2 separate regions of the Homo sapiens genome follow, and region 2 is linked to region 1. A link is a loop called in an ENCODE intact Hi-C map of the cell type or tissue named here. Cell type or tissue: A673. All regions are shown on one strand.

What was found. A loop is a pair of places that touch in the nucleus more often than their neighbours do. Peaks named below come from ENCODE experiments on the same cell type or tissue, not always from the same donor. Only the 100,000 strongest peaks of a DNase experiment are listed, where the experiment ranks them.
Region 2: it touches region 1 in a loop (2.4-fold over the local background); 9 of 110 quality-filtered maps call a loop at or near these places.

What each region holds. Positions count from the first base shown.
Region 1 is chr2:23,403,332-23,405,831 of GRCh38, reverse strand. The region is part of intron 1 of KLHL29 (kelch like family member 29); the gene reads right to left. Among named protein-coding and RNA genes, the nearest start is that of LINC02923, 17 kb to the right of the region's middle. RefSeq lists an enhancer at 898-1,479. In A673, CTCF peaks have their summits at 1,289 (motif pointing left) and 2,215; DNase peaks (open chromatin) are centred at 1,191 and 1,811; H3K4me3 peaks cover 908 bases; H3K27ac peaks cover 1,628 bases.
Region 2 is chr2:23,565,789-23,568,288 of GRCh38, reverse strand. The region is part of intron 3 of KLHL29 (kelch like family member 29); the gene reads right to left. Among named protein-coding and RNA genes, the nearest start is that of LINC02923, 180 kb to the right of the region's middle. In A673, a CTCF peak has its summit at 1,359 (motif pointing right); a DNase peak (open chromatin) is centred at 1,368.

The sequences.
Region 1 (2,500 bases):
CCAGCCCATTCTGCTTGACCTCCAAAACCATGTGCTCAAAGTAAAGCCTTGACTCCTGGCTTCAGAAACTCTCACAACGGCATTGTAGCTCTTGGGCTGAGCTCCTTACCAAGTATCCTAGAACCCCTAGGATGGGGAGCAAACCATCTCCTGCTCGAGTCTTGTGTGTTGTGGTTGGGAGCTGAGCTTGCAGAACTGGTGCCAACATTGTTGGTCCTCATGGTTGGGGAAGGCATGGACAATGTCATCAGCAGGATCTGTGGAACTGGATGCCAGCCCCTGACCAGAACCAGTCCCTGATGAAGTTCTCATAGGCCATGGAAAAGGAGAAAACCTCAGATAATGCAGCAAATTTTCCAAAACACTAAACGTATTCAACTGCCCTCTATTCAGGGATTACATCTTTCCTACTTTTTGGTGTTAAAACATGCATTGTTTTGTCAAATGATGAGGTGATGAGTAGATGGTAATTTTTAAATGTCATTTTACAAACTAACAACTGGCCACATCTCAATTCCCCGGTTTCCATCATGTTTCATGGTCCGTAAAATAATAAACAATATAACTAACTTTTTTAGAAAAAATGGAGTTGAAAAAAAGGTATTACCTTTATAATCCAAACAATATTGGTATGGATTGAACAAAATTAGAATATTTGTTATGCATGAGAGAAGTATGCCTAATTATCCAATTAAAATAGCTACCTTTCCTTATCCCAGTTATTTTTCCTTATAACATTTATAATTATCTAAATCATACTCCAGTATTTGTTCTCCTTTTTTATGCCAAGTCTTCCTGTGGAGGATGTGTGTTCCACGAGGACAGGATCTGAGTCTGGCTCAAGCTGACACACAGTAGGTACTCAACAAATATGTGTAACATACATAAAGGAAAGAACTTGGACCTAGAGAAGGTGTCTTAAAATATGAGATTCAAGTTTCATGGAAGTTATGGATGGGGTCGACAATATACTAGCATGTGGAACTGTCTGTCTGGAGAAAACTCCTGCAAAGGATTCCTTTGGTCCCCAGTCATTCTGGGAATAAGACATAAAAAGAGAGTAGGTAAACACAGAGGGCAGATTCCTGGCCGGAAGTGTTGGCTTACAGGCTCGGCAGGACGTATTAAGTGGAAGCATACATACAACTCAATTGCAAGCAGCTCTCCACTTCCTGCTCTGCAGAACACTCTCCTTCCCCCAGGCCTCTCAGCTTCCCTTTAGAAAACAAATCGTTTTTACAGTAGTTGATGAGAAAATGCCCTCTTGTGGGCGTGACAGTGGACCACCTCGATCATGTCACGGATTTCTGAAAATGTGGTTATTCCAGAGAATTCCTTCACGAGATTTAAAGGATTTCTTTTTTTTAAATCTCAAACATCAATGCTTTGTTAAAGCAAAAATACATTTTCTAAGAGGCCATTAAACAGTCCTCAATTCACTTCGGCGTGTCTAACTTAGCAATGCAAGTTCTGATTATCTTAAACAGCATCATCACAAAGATAATTATTCTCCTTTCTAAATTTTTGTACGATTTGCTAATGACTGAGTGATTTTTTTTTTAATAGTCATCGCCCAGAATCTGCCTCTTTTTCTGCTCCCAGGGAACCATCACCTGAGATTGACGGGCAGCAATTGAAAATAATAAAATTATGTAAGATGAGCTTGTAATCACCAGCATTTCACAGGAAGCAAAACGCATTTCGTTCTGGCTGAGGAACAGAAAGTTTCTTCCTCATTTTAAATCTGTATCAGAGGTAAAGCCTTCTATTAAAACACAATTCTCTGTACACTTACAGCCTCTGGCAGGCTGCCAAGGAGACTATCATGGAACCACCGCTGCAGAGAAGTAGGCAGTCAAAGGCATCGAGGATTGCTCCTGAGAAAGGATGCAAAGTCTCCAGAATTCTTGGGAGGGCTCTGCCCACAGCTACCCCCCACCTCTTCTGGCCAGGCCTCCCTCCTCAAATGCAAACACATATGCACACACACGCACACACGCTCTTTTTCTGGGAGAGGCATGGCAAAAATAAACACTGAGAAAATTCTTCCCTGTCTTTTGCGCCTGCACACACACACACACACACACACACACACACACACACACTCTCTCTCTCTCTCTTTGGGTTTCATCTTCCCCTTTCTTTTCTCTTTTGGATGTATTATTGTTTTCATCATCATTATTATTAATAAATTGCAAACTCTGCAGTCCAGGACCTGGTTAATTGCACCTTTTTGCTGCATGTAATTTACAGGTACATGTGACCACTTGGGGGCACAGTTATTTGAGAATGCTGGCACTGGCATTCAATAAGGTATGCTTTTAAGGTTTGAAGCCTGCTTTAAGAAAGCCCCAAATCTTGACTCTTACTGGAGCCCCAGCATGGAAGAGAATCCTGAGAATTATTCCTTTAAGGTGAGTCTGAGATTCATTATGAGGGACATTTTTATATGGGATTATACAAAACCATTTGGTTCCTTTCCCATTTTAAAAACTGGTAG
Region 2 (2,500 bases), 160 kb before region 1:
GCAGCAAAAGCTAACTTACATACACAACTGGCTCCAGTCAATGAAGTCTTCTGATATCTTTATTTTGGAATCCGTGTATGGACTTTTTTTTTGCCCAGACTAAGGCTCGTCTCTTACAAGTGTGGCAAAATACATCTTCTTCCCTCTTTTTGCCTCCTTAATCAGAAATTTAAGTTCGGGCCACTCAGCCCAAACTGCAGGCTCTGAAATGGGTGCTTTGAAAATCATGACATTTTTCAATTTTGTACACACTTTGTGACTGACAGGTGGGTTGTAAGTCAATGAATACACAATCAAACTGTAATTGCGACTTAAGGTACAGGCAAAACCCATTAGCTCAGTACTAACATGCACAGGTTGTGTTATCTCACAATGTGTTATTGTTCCCTGATAATTTATCACAAGGCAAATCACAGTTCTTGTTCATGGAGAAAGCAACAGTCTTCTGGATAAAATCACTTGCAGTCTGGAAATTCACGGTGAAAGGGGCTTGAATGATTCTCCCAACTGAGCCCACTCGGCAAGGCAGCCTTCGATTTTCAATGTGAATACAAGAGGAATGAGAGTTCTGTGCAAAAGCATCCTCTCTCCATTCATGGGCCCCAGAAGCACACAACAGGAGGGGCTGCCACATTGGCCCTGCGGTCACTCACATGATCCCCACGGAAATCCCAGATCATCTCCCCCAAGGGGAGCATTCCTCCAGAGAAGCTGGAGCGCATGGGGAAGATATCATCTCCAGCGTTGTCTCTATGATGACACATATCCACCCCGATAGCCCTAAATGCTCATAAATGTCAAAACCCGGGTGTTTTGAGTGTTGACGATGAAGCCTGCAGATTTCATAGCCCCTTTTGGTTCTTCTCGGGCCTCCGACACAGGCGAAGTCGCTCTGCTTCCCAGCTAGATTTATTTTCAAGGGCTTAGCTCTGAGGGACGATGGGAATGTTTCAGCATGAGTGCTCCTGACCACTAGGAAAAAAAGCTCCCAGTACATTTCACAGACATCAGCGAGGATTCTGCAGAGTCCATTCTTTCAGGAACAAAATTGCATTTTATGAAGCCGTCCCTTTTCTGTTTCATCTGTCAAGCAGGTTTGCTGAGAATAATTTAAATTTCATGCAGCAGCAACTGTGGGGCACTGGGGCTTCCCTTCAGGCCCACAAACAGGCCTGGCAGTGGAGTCGCAGTTCTGCTTCTCAGGAGCACCCTGCCCCTGCGGTCCTGACCATTTACAGCCCAGACACACAGTGGTGGGCCAGGGATGGGATGCCATCCCAGTTCCTTAGCATGACCTCATGCCACATCAGACAGGGGATGGGGACAGGCCAATGCACCTTTCTTCAGCCTCCAGCACCAACCACCAGGGGGGGACAGGTTTCCCCGCAAATGTATGAATAACTGGGTAGACCCAGTCAATGGTTTATCTTTCTAAAATTAACTTTTATCGAGTGCTTACCAAATGGCAGGTAGTGTTTTAAGCTTTTCTATGCATATTAATTTAACCAGTTCTCACATCATCCCCATGAGGAGGATTCTATGATTATTCCCAATTCTTAGAGACAAAGAAACTGAGGTTCAGAGACATACTCAGCTTCTAAGTGGCGGAGCTAGGATTCAATCCCAGTGCTGTCAGACTCAAAAGCTTGAAGCTCTTAGCAGTGGTGAAATGCTGAGTTGACATAACCTTTGGCTTAAATTTTCTCACCTATACCACAGAGGTAAATGTGCCCACTTTCTGGCCTGAAATCTCTTGCTTGCTATCAGCTGGGTGGATGAGCAGATGGAAAAGTTACCATAACAATGCTGCAATCATGGTTACCATGGTGAATGCTCTACCAGGCAGCCTGGAGTGGGAAGAGGAGCTGGCCCAGGCTGGTTCTGATTCTAACTCACTGGGTGACCTTGGCAGGCCACATTTTCTTTGGGCCTCACTACTGTGACCTGTAGAATGAGGGGCTGGAGGACGTGGTCACTCTGCTCCTGTTAGGCTCTTGGAACTTGTGTCCTGGGGAGGCTGCTGATTGGTCTGAGCCATGAGTGTGTGTTGCGGGGCTGGGGGAGCCCACCAGACCCTCCCTGTACTTCAGCAGCCCAGGAGTCTGCTTGTCCAACTGGCCTTTCCTCAAGACACGTGAGGAATCTTTAGGCCACAGACAAATGAAGAAGTAGAAAAACCAACTCAGGCCTGAAGGCAGCAGTGACAGAAAGAATTGTCATCACCTCACCGGCCAGCTGCTGGGAGCACAGCCAGCCTCCTCACCCAAAGAGCCTGGCAGAAGCCGGCCCCTGCCTGGGAAGGTGACCAGGCCCACAGGGCTGGGTGGGGAGGGTGATGGCATGGGATGCCCCAGCCCCCAGGGCACGTGATGTTCACCCTGCGCACTGCCTAGCCAAGAGGGGACACTAAGGCCTCACAGTACTGACACTAGTCCCCCAGTCACTTTCCTCAGGGACAGTTGCTGAGTTTCCGAGGGTGGCTCTGGTCCACATGTGGCTC